Linked DNA regions of Homo sapiens: region 1 is linked to region 2. A link is a loop called in an ENCODE intact Hi-C map of the cell type or tissue named here. Cell type or tissue: gastrocnemius medialis. All regions are shown on one strand. Each heading gives the region's core, and the rest is flanking DNA. Links, peaks and the distances in the headings are about the cores only.

The links. A loop is a pair of places that touch in the nucleus more often than their neighbours do. Peaks named below come from ENCODE experiments on the same cell type or tissue, not always from the same donor. Only the 100,000 strongest peaks of a DNase experiment are listed, where the experiment ranks them.
Region 1: it touches region 2 in a loop (2.1-fold over the local background); 1 of 110 quality-filtered maps calls a loop at or near these places.

What each region holds. Positions count from the first base shown.
Region 1 is chr6:169,135,116-169,146,068 of GRCh38, reverse strand. No RefSeq gene overlaps it. Among named protein-coding and RNA genes, the nearest start is that of LINC01615, 22 kb to the left of the region's middle. In gastrocnemius medialis, for the core only: no CTCF peak of the experiment used is centred there; a DNase peak (open chromatin) is centred at 4,218; H3K27ac peaks cover 1,322 bases.
Region 2 is chr6:168,963,493-168,974,445 of GRCh38, reverse strand. LOC105378145 (a long non-coding RNA gene) reads right to left here and starts at 10,070. Exons shown (of 4, transcript XR_943300.3): 1 at 9,979-10,070; 2 at 9,094-9,249. It overlaps LOC105378146 (a long non-coding RNA gene), which reads left to right and starts at 10,064. Exons shown (of 4, transcript NR_136250.1): 1 at 10,064-10,188. RefSeq lists an enhancer at 10,682-10,953. In gastrocnemius medialis, for the core only: no CTCF peak of the experiment used is centred there; a DNase peak (open chromatin) is centred at 6,005.

The sequences.
Region 1 (10,953 bases), core at 2,120-7,119, 170 kb before region 2:
GATGGGGAAATGAGGAAAGACACTTGCTCCCACCGCAGGGAATAATGCATCTTTGTTATTTCATTTCTGAAAGAAGGAAATTGTTCCACTGTGCTTTGATAAAATAGATGATCCTTTCTTTTTAAAGAGAATGAAATAAACAATTCTGAGGTTAGTTGCTTTAAAAAATCTGTTTATATATCAGTTTCTGCCAAAGACCTTGAAAAAGTGCATTGCTGGTGGTGGTGATGTTTCTCCCCGCCCCTCCCCGCCCCCCGAAAACACATTGTATTCATTATATGGTCTGCATTTTGCCTGGGGTTAAGAATCCACAGGATTTTTCTCTTGAGTCCAATTCAGAATGTATGTTTTAATTCTTCGGAGAATTTATCTCTTGCCTGTGTGGAGGTTTGAGACATGTAAACATCTCTCCAAATAACCACCACCAGCCTGTGACGGACGCAGCCAGCAGTTATTCCAGGCATGTGGGAGATGGTTGCTGATCCAGCCTGGGAGTCACTGATACCAAAACAGAATGTCTGTGTTGATGGAGAATCTACCATTCAGATTCATGTCTGGAAGGCATTTTTTGATTGTTTCTGTAATTCTGAAATATTTCAGAGACCATAATCCCCATAAAATAGGAATTTGTGACCCTGACTCCGATGGAGGTAGCTTAAGATTCATTTCTTTTTTATGTTCTGTGATTTTACATATCACTTAAAATGGGATAAGTTTTTTAGTTGCTGACTATTTAGTTATGGGCTTAGCAAGAGTGTCCAGAAGAGCTTATTCAGCACAACATCATCACGAGTCTATGGCTGCAGAGTCTCAGCCATGTGTATTCCATGTGTATTACAGTGTATTCATTAACCTATTAATAAATCATTTATTAATTTATGTTTTAAATTAATGTATGTTTATTCCAGAGAATGGAGATACAGCAGTGAACAAAACAGTCAAGTTCCTTGTTATTATTGAGTTTACTTTCAAGCGGAAAGATGCATAGTAATATATTATATATCAGAGGCTATGGGTGAAAAGACAGAAAACTAGAGAGTCACAGAGAAGGGCATGTTACTGTGGATAGAGACTCCTATCCAGTGAAGACCTGAACTGCTGGAGCGGGTGCACCCAGCCCCACAGGAGCAGCCCAGGCAGAGACAGCAAGCGCACGCCTGCATTCGAGCTGCTTTGCAAAGGGGCAGAAGGCGGCTGAGTGAGATGCAGAAGTTTAAATACTGCCCTATGGTCAGCTTGTGCCTTGGATAAGCTCTCTTGACAGGCAATCACAAGATTTGTCTTTCGTATTTTCTATTTAAAACAAAGAAAATAACTCTAAACTGATATTTTAATAAAAAGCAATTCCGGAAGCCAACTTTCTGTTCCTTCCTGAATACCTGGACCCATAGAGAAGGGAAGGCTGGGCTTATGGGCATGGGTGAGCAGGGATGAGGCTGAGGAAGTTAGTAGGAAATGCTTTCTAGATCACTGGCCTCCTCTGCCTGGTGAATAGCAAATGCTGGAAGAATTATTTGCAGAGCTGCACAACATATGTTGTCTTTGACAGCATGACCTCTTGGTAAAGAATTCTGCATCTCAACCATGTGGAGGTACCCACTGCACTGAGATAAATCAGGAACAGCAGATGTGTGCAGCTCTGTCATTTACTCTGCTTAAGGTGTTTTAATCCCAAAGAGGTAAGAAGAAATTAAGACAAAATCGAAGTCACCTGTATTAAAAGAATCAAAGCATCTTGGAAAATAGGGATATTTTCTCCTGGCAGCCCTCACTGTAGGGTACCCCTGGGCGTCTTCTGTACCTCCTGTCCTCTCTTGAAGGTTTATTTCATTGTGAAGGAGACATCTGCCAACTGAAGTGTGTTTGCTCATATCAGCTAACTGGATTCTACTTTTTCAAAATGTGAATTAAATAAAATGTAAACAATGTAAACTATTGTAAAAGGTTGTGAAATTAGTTTTCATTATACAACAATATCAATATAATAAAAAAATAAATTCACTGTGTGTTCTTAAAATTTGAATAAAGGAAATTCTTATGAAAATGTAAACAACTCTTTCCCCATACATTTCTGAGCTCCACTAAGAAGAAGAAAACTATTTATGCTTGATAGCTTCTCTTTTCTCTCCACAGTTCACAGCAGAAATAGTTGCAAAAGTATTTTCCTAAACTAAAATGTAATTCAACAGAGAAGCTGCTTCACCTGTTATAGACAGGAGACAAGAAAATATGGCGTAGAAGAAGGCAGTTCCCCCAGCAAAGGCCCCACCCTCAAGCCTGGAGACCCATGGCCCTAAGTGGGAAAAGGCTTTTCTGTTTTTGAGCCGAAAAAGTTGCCTTTGGCCCACCACACCTCCCCCCAATTCTGTACCCATATAAACCCTGAACCCCAGGCTCCAGAAGCAGATGAGCAGGTGAGGAGACAAGCAGATAGACAGCAGAACAAGGCAGCAGAGAAAGAGAGAAGAGGAGGAGTGTCTGAATGATGAGAGGAGTTCGGCTGGGTGTGGTTGGAGAGGACTTCGGCTGCTGGACAGCCAGACTCCAGGGGAAGATCGCCTTCCCACTCCATCCTCCCTTCCAGCTCCCCATCCATCCCACCGAGAGCCACGTCCACCACTCAGCAAAACCCTGCATTCATCCTTCAAATCTGTGTGTGACCCGATTCTTCCAGGATGCTGCGCAAGAGCTCAGGATACAGAAAGCTGTCACACTGGCCCTTGGCCCTTGCAAAAGGCAGAGGGTCCACTGAGCTGGTTAACACTTAAGCCATCTGTGGATGGCAAAGCTAAAAGAACATGGTAACACTGGGACTGCAGGCACCCACCCCTAGACACTACTGCAGGGCTGGAGCCCAAAGCAATTGTCCCTGCTTGCACCTGCCTGTCTGCATGCTCCCACTCCGGTCAGGGGTTTGGATGGTGGCGGCGATGGAACAGGTGAGCCACACCCCCATTACACGTTATTTGAGGGGGATCAGGAGACTCCCATTTCACCTATAGACATTTATTTCAAGAGAAGCATTTCAGGAATATATGTACTTTATTAAAGATGTATACCTATTTTTAAAAATCGTTTTGTAATTAGCTTAGTTGATATCTTTGGAAGCCTTAGAGTGAGAAAAAAATACTGCTTGTTGGACTGGGAAAAGAGGGATGAGAACCACACAATTATATGAAAGAATTAGTGAATTAACTGCATTTAGTCCATATTTACTGCCTTACCTGCTTCTGTTGTGGGTTTATACATGTGATGATAACTGACCTTTGGGTAGAAGCATCGTCATCTCTGCTGGGATCAACACTCATCCTGGTTTAGGCTTCAGCTTCCTGTGGAACATGGACCCTTTGTTGCTGGGACAGGTGGCCCTCCTCAAGGACTCTGAGAAGCAGGTGCGTGCTTTGGTGGGGGTAGGAGTACCGAGGGGATGAGGAACGGGAGGAACTGCTGGCATTCTAAGCCATCGGATGAGGGAATGGAGGAGCGAGATTTGCCATAAGCGATGTCCTGTCTAGGGAGCCATGACCGACTTGCTCGGGCTTCCATGAGCAGCATCTGTCCGAATTAGGGCTGCTGCCCTCCTCTGCACCACGGCCTCCAGAACAGATCTAATTATAGCGCTTGGCATGCTCTAGTTTAGTTCACTTCAGGAACTTCCTTTTTACTTGCTTATTCTCAGTGCTTCTGCAAATGCATGACACATAATTGCTACAGTGATCCTTGAGGGGGAAAAACATGAATGCAGCCATCCCCATTGCTGGGGAAACTACAGTGATCCCTTGAGGGGGAAAAACATGAATGCAGCCATCCCCATTGCTGGGGAAACTACAGTGATCCCTTGAGGGGGAATACATGAATGCAGCCATCCCCGTTGCTGGGGAAACAGTGGCGCTGGGGATATGCCCTCCTGGCAAAGGCCTTAGTTGGCAATTCAGGGCCGGGGCAGAGAGAGAAGCAGACCTTTGTCAAATGTGTTGAGTTGCGCTGCTAACTGGTTTCTGAGCAAAGGCTCCCTGTGCGTGTTCCAGCATGATCTGTGCTCAGGCCCACACATATGCCAATGCTGCTGGTGACCCTCCAACCCCGTGACACCACCACCTCAGCCGGCTCACACTGTGGACGAGGAAGAGGCCCTGTGCGCCGGGGAGGGAGGCTCTGCTTGTCAGGAACAACTTGCGTCTATCATGACTCTTGAGTTTGGACCAACTTCTGAAAGTAAACAATCCTGTCCTGAAGCAGGGTGAGTGGACGACCTAATTGGCTCTGACCAGTCCCCACTTTAGCAGCTGTGACTTTGCTCATCCTGTTGGAGTGTCTTTGCGAATTACACAGAGGACCATCAACAGCCGATCCCAAGAGCAGATGTGAGTTGTCATGTTAATTCTTCATAGAGAAGGAAGAGCTCAGCTGAAAAGCATGCAAGTTTACTTTATTATTATTATTATTTTTTTATGTAACCCGAGATTGGGTCAACATTAGCAGTATTTCAAAAGTGAAAAACACCAGAACTACCATAGAGGTTGCCTGGAAAGCCCTGATTCCTCTCCAGCATTCTCTTCTTATCATAACTCCATGGAGGGCATCTCTCTTCAGCATACAGGAGACGCCATGGAAGGCTGGCACGCTTTCCGTGGCACAGGAGTCCGACGGGATGGTGTCCTGTGACAAAGCTCTTTAACGAAACCTGAAGTGGTGTGGATTTTTCAGGGATGGCGAGAAAATGAATCCCTAACCTAAATGGGCGTTCTAGTGCCATCCAAGCACACAGGACCGCAATGGCCAACCGTCCATCCATCTGTTCCTGGAGCCATTTCCCCATTTGTGAATCATCCCACTGTGCAATCCTTATGCCAGGAAATATTCTTCCCACCTCTCGCCCATGGTAGTAAGTGATCCAGAGCTCCCATATAATGCCCTTTTGTCTACTTTTTTCTCCCCAGCCAGCCTGGAATCTGATGCTAATGTTAATTGAATAACAGAATCATGGCCCCTCAGGGCTGGACAAACTGATGGAGGAGAGGGATGTACAGAGAGTCCTTGGGACTGGTTACATGATCAGATTCACCCTTAGAGAAAGTGATGACAATGTGAGCCCAAACCAAAGGACACACAGATTCACCCTTAATTTAGGGAGCATGTATATCAGGCACGTAGATTTCCAAACGTCATTTCAAAGTTTGCAAACAAGTTGCTTAGTCTTTCCTTGAAGCCAGCATCAACTAAAGCCAAAATCGTGTGCGATCTTATCAGCTAGTACGCTGCGTGAACGTTTAGAACAAGGAATATGAGATCAGCAGTCATCCTTACCTATGTAAGGATCGAGCTTTTTCAGCATTCGGGTTTGACTTTAATCTTCTGATACTAAGCACAGCCCTGTGGAGCCGCTGAGAACACGGACTGCCCAGGAAGATGTGAATGTGAATTGTCCCGTCCTGGGGGCAAGCCCACAGGAGGTCCCCACGGCTGCCTGAGCCACCCCAGCAGGCGCACAGGAGCCTTGACTTCTGTACAACTTATTATGCTGGGCTAATAATCTTCTTTTTTTTTTCTATTTTTCTTTTTCTTTTTTCTTTTTTTTAAAGGAGTGATTGTAGATGCTAAGGCGGGGATTTAAATCTTCTCAAATGGCAAGGTAAGAGCACACATACACACACCACATACGAGCACACACCTGCAAACGCACGTGGACACACAGCCAGGGGCTCAGAGCATGGCTCTGCCTCTCACGGATGAACTTGAGAAAGTAACTTAAGATTCCTGTGCCTCAGCTTTCTCTCCTGTAAAATGGGGATAAGACCCTCCCATTCCTGAGAAACTGGGTTTTGGCGAGTGGCAAATAAGGCGTCCACTACAGAGTACATGCGTGTACCTGGTATTATTGCTACTGAATGCAAGAAGCCGGGAGCTGAGGAAATCAGAATGGAACCTGGGGCTCCGGAGGCCCGGGCCGGGATCAGCAAAGCTTTCGGAAGATAGAGAGGTCAGGTGCGTTCACCACGGGTTTGGCTTCGCCGCAATGGGAAAGCAGCTCCGTTCCAATGAAACTTTATCTAGAAACACTCGGCAGGCTGGATTTGGCCTTGAGTCATGGTTTTCTGAGGATTCTAGACCAAGACAAGCCCAGAAGCTGCGGAATTCGGGAGGACGTTGGAGTGCAGCCTCCATAGTGGTTCCTTCCCCCTCCGCGGTGAGCGCGGGCCGGGGGCGCAGAGCTGAGTCCGGTGCCGGAGGTGACTCGGTGGCTGAGTTCCAGGGGCCCGGGCTCGCGGCCTAGGAGAGGTGGCAGGAAAAGCAGGCCTGGGCGTCCTCGGCGGCGGAGAGCTCCGCGGAAAGGCCATGCGGGGGGACCCGGCGTCCTGCCTTGAGTGTCCCCAGCAGGGCTGGAGCCTGGCGGTCAGGGATGAAGGGCGTGTCCGTGCCCAGGGCGGGTTGCCGGCTCCCAGCCCTGCAAGGCCAAGCTCAGGCCACTGTCCCGGAGGCCTTTCCACGGAGCAGCAGAGAAGCTGGCCAGGACCACGCCGCAGGAGCCTTTTTAAAACTCAAGTCCACTGACGGCCTCCACCGGAGCTGCTCAGCACCGGCCCTGGTTCCCCTGGCGCCGACCTCCTCGGCCTCACTTGTGGGGGACGCGGAGCACTGGGCATCTGGAGGGCCGGGGCACGGAGAGAGGCTGACCCAGCGAAGGGTGCTGGATTCACCACGGTGAGCCCCAAAGATGCCCGCTGGCAGCTTCCAAGAAAATGCTCATGAAAAACTCTGGCCTTGCCTCCACGCGTCAGCCTCGCCTCTGTCCTCCTCCCCAGCGAACCCACCCTCCTTCAGGCATGTTATTTCCAGACTCAGCCTGGGATCCAATGTGTGATCTAACCTTTGCCCTGCACCCCTCACTGACATCAGGCTGAGCGGTCCTGCCTCTGAGCCACCAGGAAGTACTGAGAGGGTATAAGCGAGATCTCCCAATAAGAATTTTTTTCATAACAACAAATAGTATGCTGTCTGCATTGTTGTATTTTTTTTCCATTTTCCAAGGAGATTTTCCAGAAAAGCAAACATTTTCTTCCAAAAATGGAATGTTTTTTTCTTTTATTTTGTTTATTTATTTTGGCTGCTTATTTCATTTTATTATTTGGCTGTTACACTACATATATATACATAGTGTAACTATATAGTGTAACTACTGATGTTGTATGTTGATTTTATATCCTGCAACTTTACAGAATTTATCAGTTCTAATAGTTTTTTAGGTGGAGTCTTTAGGTTTTTCCAAATATAAGATCATATAATCTGCAAACATATATATATATATATATGCTGAATTAAATATTTTGGTACAGGCATGCAATGCTTCATAATCATATCATAGAAAATTAGATATCCCTCCCCTCAAGAATTGTTACAAACAATCCAATTATACTCTTTTAGTTACTTTAAAATTTGCGATTAAATTAAATGATTATTGACTATAGTCCTCCTGTTATGCCTACAAGTACTAGGTCTTATTCCTTTTTTCTATGTTTTTTGTACCCATTAACCATCCCCTCCTACCTCCCTCACCCCGCACACCACTACCCTTCCAAGACTGTGGTAACCATTTTTTCTACTCTCTATCTCTATGAGTTCAATTGTTTTGATTTTTAGATTCCACAAATAAGTGAGAGCATGTGATGTTTATGTTTCTGTGCCTGTCTTATTTCACTTAATATAATGACCTTCATTTCCATCCATGTTGTTGCAAATGACAGAATCTCATTTTTCTTTATGGCTGAATAGTACTCCATTGTGTATATGTACCACATTTTCTTTATCCATTCATCTGATAATAAACACTTAGGTTGCTTCCAAATCTTAGCTATTGAAAACAGTGCTGCAACAAACATGGAGGTCAGTTGTGTCTTTGATATACTGATTTCTTTTCTTTTGAGTATATACGCATCAGTGGGATTGCTGGATCATAAGGTAGCCTCTATTTTTAGTTTTTGAGGAACCTCTAAACTGTTCTCCATAGTGGTTGTACTAATTTACATTCCCACCAACAGCGTATGAGGGTTCCTTTTTCTCCACATCCTCATCAGCATTTGTTATTGCTGAGTTTTGGATAAAAGCCATTTTATCTGGGGTGAGATGACGACTTATTGTAGTTTTAATCTGCATTTATCTAATGGTCAATGATATTGAGTACCTTTTCATATACCTGTTTGCCATTTGTATATCTTGTTTCCAAAAATGTCTATTCAAATATTTTGCCCATTTTTAAATCAGTTTATTAGTTTTTTTTTTCCCTATAGAGTTGATTAAGTTCCTTGCATACTCCGGTTATTAATCCCATGACAGGTGGGTAGTTTGTAAATATTTTCTCCCACTCTGTGGGTTGTCTCTTCACTTTGTTGATTGTTGCCTTTGCTGTGCAGAAGCTTTTTTACCTGATGTGATCCCATTTGTCCATTTTTGCTTGGTTGCCTGTGCTTGTGGGGTATCATTCAAGAAAATTTTGCCAAGGCCAATGTCCCAGTGAGCTTCCTCAATGTTTTTTGTAGTAGTTTCATAGTCTGAGGTCTTGGTTTTAAGTCTTTAATCCATTTTTTATTTGATTTTTATATATGATGAGGGATAAGGATCTAGTTTCATTCTTCTGCATACAGATATCAAGTCCTTTCTGCACCATTTATTGAAAAGACTGCCTTTTTCCCCATGTATGATTTTGGCACCTTTGTCAAAAAATGAGTTCACTGTAGGTGTGCGGACGTGTTTCTGGGTTCTCTATTCTGTTCCATTGGTCTATGTGTCTGTTTTCATGCCAGTACTTTGCTGTTTTGGTTACTATACCTCTGTAGTATAATTTGAAGTCAGGTAATGTGATTCCTCTAGTTTTATTCTTTTTGCTCAGGATAGCTTTGTCTATTCTGGGTCTTTTGCGATTCCATGTGAATTTTAGGACTGTGAAGAATGTCATTGGTATATTCATAGGGATGGCATTGAATCTGTAGATTGCTTTGGATAATATGAACATTTTAACAATGTTGAGTCTTCCAATCCATGGACATAAAATATTTTTCCATTTTCTATCTGTCCTCTTCAATTTATTTCATCAGTGTTTTATAATTTTCATTGTAGAGATCTTTCACTTTTTTGATTAATTCCTAGGCATTTAATTTTATTTGTGGCTATCATAAATGAGATTACTTTCTTATTCTTTTTCAGATTGTTCACTGTTGGCATATAGGTATGCCACTGATTTTTGTATATTGATTTTATATCCTTCAACTTTACAGAATTTATCAGTTCTAATAGTTTTTTAGGTGGAGTCTTTAGGTTTTTCCAAATATAAGATCATATAATCTGCAAACAAAGATAATTTGACTTCCACCTTTCCAATTTGGATGCCCTTTATTTCTTTCTCTTATTTGATTGCTCTAGCTAGGAAATCCAGAGCAATGTTGAATAACTGTGGTGAAGGTATATATCCTTGTCATTTTCCAGATCTGAGAGGAAAGGCTTTCAGTTTTTCCCCATTTAGTATGATACTAGCTGTGAGTCTGTCATATATGTCTTTTATTATGTTGAGATATTTTCCTTCTATATCCACTTTTTTGAGGGTTTTTATCATGACGAGATGTTGAACTTTATCAGATACATTTGCAGCATCGATTGAAATGATCATACGGTTTTTGTCTTTTATTCTGTCAATATGATGTACCACATTGATTGATTGGAATATGTTAAACCATCCTTGCATCCCTGGGATAAATCCTACTTGATCATGATCAATGATCTTTCTTAACACAGTGTTGAATTTTGTTTGCTAGTATTTTGTTGAGAATTTTGGCATCAATATTTATCAGAAATATTGGACTGTAGTTTTCTTTTTAGGATGTGTCTTTGTCTGGTTTTGGTATCAGGTAAAATACTGGCCTCATGGAATGAATTTGGAAGTATCCCCTCCTTTATTTCTTGGAACAGTTTGAGTAGGACTGGTATTAGTTCTTTACATGTTTGGTAGAATGTAACAGTGAAGTCATCAAGTCCTTGGCATTTCCTTATTGAGAGACTTTTTATTATGGCTTCAATCTCCCTACTTGTTATTGGTCTGTTTTGGATTTCTTTATAGCTCAATCTTAGGTTGTATATGTCTAAGAATTTATCCATTTCTTCTAGATTTTCCAATTTATTGGCAAATAATCATTCATAGTGGCCACTAATGATCCTTTGAATTTCTGTGGTATCAGTTGTAATGTCTCCTTTTTTTGTCTCTGGTTTTGTTTATTTGGGTCTTCTCTCTCTCTTTTTGGTCTGGCTAATGGTTTGTCCATAATTTTATCTTCTAAAAAAACCAATTTTTTGTTTCATTGATGTTTTGTGTTTTTTTTCTTCATTTCAAATTATTTATTCTTCTTCAATCCTTATTTCTTTTCTCCTAATTTTGGGTTCAGTTTGCTTTTGCTTTTGTAGTTCTTTTTTTTTGAGATGGAGTCTCACTCTGTTGCCCAGGCTGGAGTGCAGAGGCACGATCTCGGCTCACTGCTGCAAGCTCCGCCTCCCGTGTTCACGCCATTCTCCTGCCTCAGCCTCCAGAGTAGCTGGGACTACAGGCGCCTACCACCACACCTGGCTACTTTTTTTGTATTTTTAATAGAGATGGAGGGTTTCACCATGTTAGCTAGGATGGTCTTGATCTCCTGACCTCATGATCCACCTGCCTTTGCCTCCCAAAGTTCTGGGATTACAGGCATGAGCCAGCACGCCCGGCCGCTTTTGTAGTTCTTTAAGATGCATCATTAGGTTATTTATTTGAAGCTTTTCTTCTTTAATGATGTAGGCACTTACAGCTATAAATTTCCCTTTTAGTGCTGTTTTCACTATATCCCACAGGTTTTGGTATGTTGTGTTTTCATTATTATTTGTCTCAAGAAATTTTTCAATTTCCTTCTAAATTTCTTCATTGACCCACTGGTCATT
Region 2 (10,953 bases), core at 2,977-7,976:
CAGCTAATTGAATATTTAGAGGAAATTTCAGTGAGATTTATGACATTTGCTCTCCAACAACCCTTCAACAATCTAGTTGTTTAAAAGTCGATTTGGCTATTAAAAACAAATATAACAAACCATGAATCTTCATATGGGTTGTTTAAACATGTAGAGAATATATATATATATATGTGTGTGTGTGTGTGTGTGTGTGTGTGTATGCTTTGGGGGATATAGATTTGGGAGATTCAATTACAGGTTATAACTGAGATCATGGGAATGCAGGAAATCAAGTTGTGTAGAGATTGCAGAGTGAGAAAATGTGTTAGGTTTGGAATCCTCAGATGTGCCTACATTAAACATGAAATTTCTATAGACCTCTTGCAGTGAAAGGCCTAGGATTGGGATTAAAAAAAATATTAAAGAAACAAGAGTCTCCACCTCTATCAAACATGTGTGACTTGAGTCAGAAAAGAGGAATTTTTATAAAGGACAAAGTTAGGAACATCATACTATCATTTTGAGGTTCACCAATGATTTGTATTTATCATTTAAGAAAATAATGCCATTTATCTTACTTTCATCCAAAACATGCAAAATAAATTATGCCATATATTCTGCATTGAACACATTTCTTGATTCAATTCAGTAGGCATAGTACTAATTTCCATTTTCTTAAAATTAGAAAAAAATAGATAGTTTCATCTGATCAGGCTTGGATATTCCTAAAGGGGATGAGTGGTATCTCTATATCCCTTCCATCACTAGTCTTTATACCTCCATTCTCCAACTTTCACCATTTGATTATGGCAGCCAATATTACAGAGTATGTATTACATGGCCAGTTCTTGTCTTATGAACAAAACAGATAATGAAAGTTGCCCATGAAAAAGTTGTACTTTATCAATTATCTTTAATTAATCATGGGCAGGGAAAATATTCAGAAGAGGCTGAGAGATGAGCAGGGTAGGGCCAATGTCCATGGCAGCCTTGTTCAAATTTAGGTCCTGTTCTTATAAATTGAATGCCAATTAGGAATGTTTAAGGAATGCCATTTGTTCCAGAGACTTAGTGACACCTCAAGAAAAATCTGGTCATTTTCCTAAATGCTCAGTGCAATGATCTAAATTCCTGTAAAATGTTTCACTAGACTGTGTCCTGAAAAGGCTCTTGAATATTCTAACATATTACAACACTAGATAGGCTTTGACGTTCCTTTAGGAGTGGAAAAAATTATAATACTCATTTTCTGGTTAAGCAAAAAGAAAACAAAATTTATTTATGGGAGTGAATTGAAGATAAAATTGTTAAGCAAAATGGAACCATATACATATACATATACATATAAGTGTGTGTGTGTGTGTGTATGGAGAGAGAAAAAGGGAGGAAATGTTTGTATTTGTACATATATGTGTGTGTGTGTTTGTGTGTGTGTGTATGGAGAAAAAAGGGAGGAAATGTTTGTGTTTGTATATACATATGTGTGTGTATATATGTGTATGTGTTTGTGTATATATGCGTATGTGTTTGTGTGTGTGTATGGAGAGAGAAAGGGAGGAAATGTTTGTGTTTGTATATGTGTGTGTGTGTACTTATATGTGTTGTATATATGTATGTGTGTGTGCGTGCATATGGAGAAAGAGAGAGAAAGGGAGGAAATGTTTGTGTCTATGTCCCCTTCAAAATCCATATGTTGGTTGAGGTCCAAATCCTCAGTACCCCAGTGTGATAATATTTGGAGGTAGGGCCTTTGGGAGGTGATTAGGGTTAGATGGGATCATGAAAGTGGAGCCTCCCTCATGGGATTAGTACCTTTACGAGGGGATAAAGAGATCAGAGCTCCTCTCTCTCTCTCTCTCTGTCTGCTATGTGAGGCTAGAGCAAAAGGCAGCTGTCTGCAAACCTGAAAGAGGGCACTCACCAGAACCGTATCATGTTGGTGCCCTGATCTCAGACCTCCAGCCTTCAGAAGTGTGAGAAATAAATTTCTATTGTATAAGCCAACAGTCTATGGCATTTTTTGTTACTGCAGCCCAAATTGATTAAAACAGAAATTGGTATCAGATGAGAGTTCTGCTGTAACAAATATCTAAAAATGTGGAAGCAGCTTTGGAACTGGGTAATGGGTGGAGGCTGGAAAAGTTTTAAGGCCCATGCTAGAAAAAGCTGATGCGGCTCTGAAGGGATTGCTAAAGGCAATTCTGGTGAGAGCTAAGGAAGAAAAGAAGGCTGCAGATAAAACGTCCCTCTTCTTAGAGATAAAATGTAATCATGTGTAGGATGTTGATAGAAATATTGTTAATAAACAATCTTCTGATGAGTTCTCAGGAAGAAAATGAAGAACACGTTATAAAGGGGATCTTTGTTACAAAGTGGCAAAGAAATTTGCTGGGTTGTGTTCATGTTCTAATGTTTTGTGGAAGGTAGAACTTCTGAGTGTTGGAATTGGATATTTAGCTGAGTGGATTTCTAAGAAAAGGATTGAAGGAGTGGCTTAGTTCCTCCTGACTGATTACAGTAAAATGCAAGAAGACAGAAATAAAGATTGAATTGTTAACCAAAAGGAACCAGATTTTGAAGATTTGGAAATTCTAAACCTGTACATATTACAAAAATAAAAAAGCATGTCAGGAAGAGAGCACTCGAGGTGGGGCAAGCTGAGTATTTGACACGAGATTAGTGTGGATATGAGCCCTGGACCTAGTCAACCACACTACCAGGACAATTGCCAGTTTTTAGCTGAAGGGGACAGAAATGGAACAGAATGCAGGAAGACTGCTGAACTTGCAATCACAGAATAGGGCTATAGAGCGGTTTAGCTGCCAATGTGCACTGTACGTCAAGCAAAGGAAAGAATGACCCAAATAGTAATTCAGAGATGACCAGGGCTGCCTCTTCAGTTTTAAAAGAGGGGGGATATTACCTGGGTCTTAAGAAACAAAATAGCCTACACCCAATGCTGTGGAGATTAGGTCACCTGCAGCCTAGGGTCAGGGCCACCACACATCGGAGTCCTGGGGGCATGGCCCCTGCCCAGCAGAGCTGTGCAGACAAGTGTGCTGCCCCAGTGGACCAAAAGTTGGGCCTCTACTTCACCAGGTCCTGCTTGGTACCCATCACTCCATTTTTGTCTCCTGTTTGTCCCTTTTGGAAGGGCAGTATCCATGCTATGTCTGTTCCACCATTGTGTTTTGTAAGCACGTAGCTTATTTGGTTTCACATGTTCATAGTTGGAAAGAAATTTCGCCTAGGATAAATTCTACCTCATGTCTCACCTAAATCTGACTTAGAGGTTATGTAGTTGAAGCTTTGGACTTTGGAATTTAGAGTTTCTGATACAACAAGTTCAGATTTTTAAAGCAGTTGAGATGAAATGAATATATTTTGCATGTGAGAAGATGTAAAATTTGGAGGGACAGGGAGAAATGCTATAAACTGAAGGACTGTGTCGCCCTAGAATACAGATGTTGAAGCTCTAATCCCCAATGTACTGGCATTTGGAAATGCAGCCTTTAGGAGGTAATTAGGTTTAGATGAGGGCATAAGACTGGAGCCAAGCCCCCATGATGGGATCAGTGCATTTGGAAGGCAATGAAGAGATCAGAGCTCTCTCTCTTTCTCTCTACTGTGTAAGGTTACAGAAAAAGGCACCCCTTTGCAAGCCAGAAAGAAGGCCCTCGACAGAACCTGACCATACTGGTGCCCTAATCTTGGATTTCTGGCCTCTAGAATTGTGGAAAATAAATTCATGTTTTTGTTATAGCAGCCCAAACTGGCAAAGATTGTGCATGCGTGTGTGTGTGTGTGTGTGTGTGTGTGTGTGTGTGTGTGTGTTGGGTATGTCTCCCTAACCCAATCTAGTCTCTCTCAATTTGTGTTTATATAGATACATCTCCATGATCTGTCGAAATCACAAGGGCTGACCCAGTTAATGGCACTAAAGGCTCTTCATGACCTGGTTCCTCCCAAACCCTTGAATGCCAGCTGCACCACTTATTGCCGTGCTGGGCTCCACTGATCCAATCTGCTGTTGACCTTAACATCCGATGCTCGGTGCTTTCATCACTCTGTCTCCACTGTCTGTAATATATCACCTCTTTCAAAACCTTGATAACTTCCTGTCACACTCTATTTTCCTATAACGCATGCTCATTACAGACTCATCAGTGAAGGTATATTACAGCCCATGATAACTTCCTATCACACTCTATTTTTCTATAACGCATGCTCATTACAGACTCATGGGTGGAGGTGTATTATAGCCCACCTGAGCAGGTCATTAAAGCCGCATATTTAAACAGTGAACAGCAGACCTCTTTGCTCCTAGAAGTAAACTTTTCATATTTCCCTTTTCAACTTGGAATATATATGATAATCAGGTACAGGGATTCTTTGCCTTTTAGCTTCCTCCAATATCCTTTCCCTCTATCTTTAAAATTTCTATTTTTCTCTTACGCAGTGCATTTTAACTATCTCTTAATCTAATACAGGTTCCAAATGATACTTAGGAAGCCTCATAGTCATAACAAAATGCATCAGTGATAGAATGATTTTTAAAATATCAGTTATTTTCTTAGATATATTCACAAGTCACTTCCCTTTTTTTTTAAGACATGGGAAAATATACTATTTTATCTCCCAGGATGATAGAATTTACTAAACTACCTAGTGACGATTACAGATAAAGCTAACTGATCACATAATTCTTATTTCAAAGATTCGTGTAAGAAAGGCCTTATCAAACCAGCGAATTAAAAAGTGTGCAGTATTACTTCAGAAATGGTAACCTTGACATGAAAACTGGATGTGTTCATAGATCATACATTTTACAAAAATAAAACAAAAAAATTAAATGACATCAAAAAACAAAACATTTAAAAACAGAAAGAAAGCCAAAGGGGCCCAAGGAAGAAACAAAAACAAAACAGGACTCAGTGGAAGATACTCAATAGAAGATAACAGTCTCATCTTTTATTCTCATTTTTGGAAGAAACTTTGGGAGGTGGGTTTGATTTCTCTCTTTGCCACTTGAGCCACTTGCAGAGCCATTAAAACTATGGTCTAGTCTAAGGATAATCAGTTCTCAATGAACTTTTGCAAATATTTTATATGTAAAGCATATAGTCATTTTTTCAGGGTTGAAGTTTGGGAATATTTCTGAGTATGTCTGCATAGAATATTTGTTTTTAATTTTAATGATAATTACAATAAACTAACCAAAAAGGATTATTTCTATTTAATTTAAAGTTGTGTGTATAGAAGTGTGTCCATGTGTGTGAAGAGAGAAAGAGATACCATTAAGATGTTTTAAAAACTACACAGCAGTCTGTGAGCTTCTATCAGTCTTGTGCAGCACTTAGCTTCTTCAAAAATGCCAAAGATGAGGTAGAAAATCCACCCCTATGTCCATTCCATTCTAAGCATAATAGGTATTCTAAACTTCTGCCATCATTCTTTAAGGCAACATTCAGTGGGAATACCTGTATGTTGTCATTCTTTAAGCATTTGGTAGCACATTAGTTATGCTAGCTTGTAAGTTATAGTAACTTTCGTCATTTTAGTTCTAATCAAGTAAAAAGGTCAGTAAGTATTTAAAAATAACTTTTCAAATAGAGATAATTACCCCATCGTAAGCGTCCATATTTAGAGAAACAACCTCAATTCCACAATATGTGAGGAAAGCCTACTATGAATGAAGCCCCAGGCATTTTTAATACAAAAATGATTTGACAATACAAAAACATATTGCTCTGGACTAAAGGACTATATTTTGTGTCACTGAGTAGTTTCCTCGCCAACCATCAAACTTCAACTTAATTTATGTAGTAATAATATCTACATAATATCAGTATTTACATAAACTTTTAATCATTTGTATGAAGATACATACATGACCAGGCATGATTCACAGACACGCATGTGCCGATGCATGAGTCACCAACACGCGTGTGCCGATGCCTGAGTCACCAACACATGTGTGCTGATCTATCTGCATTCTGTCACCCAGTGTCTCCTCAGTGAAGTCAGCCAAGTGAGTAGAAAGGGGAATGTCACGTGTGACTGGAGAACAGGGTGAAACTAATTGGTCCCACGTGATGAAACCGCAACCTCAGCTTTATCACCATGGTGACCTAACAAACGGAGTTACAGCCACAGCTGCTTTGGTAAATACTGACACACTCATGCTCATCGATAGTTATTTAGAGTCTATTTTAATAGAAAGCAACACTCTCTGTTATTACCTGCCAACCTCACAGAGTCTAAAGCTACTAACATTGTACAGACAATTCAAAACGTATTAAATTTTGCTCAGTATTCTGAGTAGTAAACATAAAACAAGATGAATAGAACCATCGCCTATATTCATAGTCAGTTTTATTATATACAATTTTTAATGTTAGTATATGCTCTTACGTTGTGCATTGATATTTGAAAACAATACATACTTGTAATGTTTGATTGTGGAAATAATAAAAAACATTAAAAGAAGAATGAATATACAATAACTATCCTTATCTATGAGAATATTCATGAATGGTGAAAAGAGAAAGGCATTGTTGAACTGATTTAGACAAGAGAAACACTTTGTAGATTATTAGAGAGCCTTGGAAGTTCCAGGGGACAAAACACGGGTCTCTCAATCATGGAAGCAGCAGAAGAGGCCTTTTAAAGAATATTAGACTCTCCAAGGTCAAGGTAAGTTCAGCCAGGCTATTAGCAATGGTGGACATGGTGGGATGGATTAGAATCTGGAAGATTACCAAATGAAACAATAATTTGTTTATGCTGAATATTATCCATGGCACAAAATCAACTTTATGGAAAAAGGAAAAAAGAAAAAGTCAGTGAAATAGAAACTGAAAAACAGAATTTGCACAGTCTTGCTTATTCTCATGGTGTGTGGAATTGAGGGCCTGATACAGCTGAACCTGGCCTCTTTCTGGATCAAACACTCTATGATGAAAATATAATAGACCGGTCCTTCCACTGGGGCCACAGTGGGGAAGTGGAAGGCTTGAGGCTGTCCTCAGTGCAAGCGAGCTCATTCTTATAAAAGTAACAGCATAGCACTGGTTCAACATGACTTTTGGTAAAACCTGATGATAACTTCCTCATTTTACTCCACAGACACAGAAAAGAGCTCACATTCTCTGGAAATCAGATAAACACAAAACAAAACATTAGAGTATTCCAATTCCCTTCTATATACAATGTTTTATACACCATTAAAAATTCAGAGGTGTGCAAAGTGACATGGGGCTCATGAACAAGAGGAAAAAAAAAGGACACTAACAGAATGTTCTTCTGGTTCCAGAATTCGAGCTAGCAAACAGAACTTTGAAGATAATTATTATAAAGATATTCAAGTATTTTTAGGGGGAAAAGGAAAGAACAAGTGAACAGATGAAGAATGAGAACAGAGAAAAGCAAGTTAGAAAAAGGAACCAAATGGAAATTCTAGATCACAAAGTTATAACATCTGAACTCCAAAAAATACATTGGATAGGCCGGACCACAGAATGGAGAATGCTGAAGAAAGATGATTAAATTTGAAAGTCTATCTGTAGAAACTATGTAAATTAAAGCTTAGAAAATAAAGATGAATAAAAACTGAGCTGTGTGCCAGTGTCAAGAGGCCCAACAGGCATGTAATCAGGTCGTCAGGAGAGAGTAGGGAAGAGAAAACCATCTGAAGAAAGAAAAGTGGAAATGTCACAAATCTGATGAAAAGCAACGGACAGGTACAAGACACTGAAGCCCCAAGGGGATAGATGCAAAAAAATCCACACCTATGCACATCATAAACTGTGAATACACTATCTTTCCTCCACTTTCTCCTCCACCTGGGTAAAAGTTATTCTAAATGTTGCATAAATCATTCCTGCTTTTTAAATAACTTTGCTGTATATATGATTTCTGGGTAATTCATTATTCAGTTGGTTTTTGACTAACAAATAAATGTAGATATACTATACACATTCTTCTGGAACTTGTTTTTTACTCATTTGGTTTTTGAGAAACATCTGAGATAAGTACACCTATAGTTCACTAACTTTCCTTCACATTTAATGTTCCATTTTATGACTGCCCCTTTTAACCATGTCATTTGTGATAGTTCCACATTTCTGCTCTTGCTGACATTGCTTTGCACATTTTTGTGTTTCTGGCAACAAGAACAATAATTCTTCTCAGGCAGCATTTTTCAAATTAAGAGTTTGATCCATTAGTGGATCATTAAATACATTTAATAGGTGGTGAAAATATTATTTAATTCAATAAATAAAATTCAGTGGAAGAGAAGGGAAGGGAAGACAGCAGAGAAAAGAGGAGAGGGGAGGAAAAAGAAAACAATAAAAATCAGATTGCATTGCACAAAGTAAGCAAAATTAATGTTTTGTGAAACTTTTATATAACTGTGTTTTGTCTTATGATATTAAATGTTTTCTGTTTTTTATCATTAAAAAAAGGTTGAAAGCTGTGAGTTGAATTTATATACTTTGGAGTGGGATTTCTAGCTTTCAGTAATGCCAATTTAGTTAAATAAACTAATTTGGTTAGATAATGCAAGTGACTTTGCTATGTAATGGTATCAATTTACACCCATAAGAGGTGTGTCTCAGAGCTTGCTTTGTCTAGGTTCTCAACAACTATCTTGTAGTTACAATAATAAAGCACTCTAATAATAACAATAACTATTTTTTACTAACTTCCAGAAATTTTCATGAGTGAGTTCACCTCTTTGGGTCTGTTTCTTCATCTGCAATAAGTAAAGTCTGCAATATGAGAATTTCTAAAGTCCCCGTGTAAAGTGTTTTGATTACAGAACACTTGTAAAAGAATCATATTGTCATTCTCAGGAAACAGCAGATGTGACTACTGGAGAGAAGGGCTATTGTGGTTTCATTGTTGTAACCATCACATAGTAGTCATTCAATTTGCCTGGATTAAATGAATGATTATGTGCTTTCCACTTGGTAAATATTTAACATATAAACATAGTCCTTTCCCTGGCAGTGGGAAAGGTGCCAGCTGAGCTTATCATTATCCTTGATCTGATTCAGTAACAAAGGTTTGTAAAACTTGCCAGTTATACATATGTTGGGTACTTACTGAATGCAGCATAATTCACTAAAATAAGCAACTAGTAGTTTCTTGTGACCATTGAACAATTCAAGTGACTTGAAAAATACCGATTTTCCACCAACTGCCAGATTGCTTAGGATTTCACCATGAAGATTTGGCTTGAATACAGATGAGTGGATAAATCTAGAAACACATTTATGAATGGAAAACAGAAGGATTATGATTGTGAAGCGAGGAGAAGGCTCATCACCTTGCTCCAGTGCCTGGCTAGGCTGTGTTACGCGTGCTGTCCACGATGCAACTGGAGCGGGCAGTGCCTCTCTCCCAAGCATCCTCACCCCCAGAGCTCTGTGTTCCGCAATGATGGGCCCTCTCTTTGTTCTCCACCTTCAAAGTGATTCACTCAGCTATATCCTAAAAGTACAAAGTCACCCAGCTCTGTCTAAAAATGCTTGAGGCTTGAACCGCCTGTTGGAATGCTCACTTTATTTGTGAGAGATCACGTTTATTGAGCATTCTCCTGTGCCATTATAAACCAACCAAGGAATCAAGAAACCATCCGTGAGTGAGGGTCAGAGCCTTGTCAGGAGCCGTTTCTGGAAGATGTGAGGGTGGCAACGTTGCATTTGCCAATGATAGTTTCTGTTCAGATGGCAACTTTGCCTCAGTATAATCCCAAATGACATGTCCAATTTCCCTTTCTCAACTCTTGAGTTTTTCCAGGGAGAAAATGTGGTTTTGCCCTTCTTTTAGAAAATTGATGTTTCTGTGCTTTTGCTTTGCTAGTGCATCTGAAAACATATGGACACTTCTGGCTAAAAAAAGAAAAGAAAGTCTTTTCTGATTCATTTGGCTGAAACATGAATTTTCCAAATTCAGTAAAAAACCCTTTTATGAGACACTTTCATCTACCATAGATTCCATTAGACCACGGAGCAGATCTTCTCCCGGGACACACAGTCATGCTGTCATCACAATTCCCAGTGTTCCGGAATGCTAGACACTTCCTGACCTTTACGTCTGATACATTCTTTGAGAGAACTTCTCCACCGACCCCGTCACCTGGATTGGATCACCGACCTCTCCCAAGAGGGGCCTGGCTTCCTCCTCGCTGGGGAAACGGTAGGGAGCTCCCCTAGGTAAAGCCTCTAGGGAGAGTGGCCAGGAGCCGGGTCAGGAAAGGCTCTGGTGCCCAAAGGGCTGCCCGCAGAGGCTGAGGTCCCTGCAAGTGCACAGGGAGGAGAGGTGAGATCAGATTCCAGCCGAGTCAGGCTTCCATGTCAGACTGCGTGTGTTTATGCAGAGGTGCAACTCAGGAATTACTGAGGAGAAAGTACAGGGCCAATTTAACCTCCTCTGAGAGACCTCTAACCCTGCTCATCACCACTCCTCGCTAAAAAGGGCCCTCTCCAGGGAAGAACCCAGAGGGAGAGCGGGAATTCTCCTCCCCTTGGAGGAAGAGTGCTTCCTCTACCCTTAATGTATCAACTGACAACAATTCAAACAGAAGGAAACTAGGATGTGACAAATAAAGGAAGCCTTTTCATGCTCTATGTCCACTGGCGTCGGGCAAGCCCCGGTGGAAGTCCAAGGAAAAGAGTCTAAGACCCAAACAGATGGTTTGCGCCAAAGTTCTGAAGTGTATCAGACGTGAATAAAGGTATGTTAATTCTAAAAGGAACTAAAATAGAAACATGATGTGGTTTAGACTCAGGTATTAAAAAATGAGCCATCTCAGAAGTGGAGACCAACTGAATATCTTCCTGTATAACTTCTTCTATAACTCTTCCATGCCTCTATGTTTGGTTGACTTTCACCAGTTTTCCCAGTCTCCAATGAACCTGATTCTATAGGCAGTTACTCTGTGTTCTTTTTGATGGGATTCTA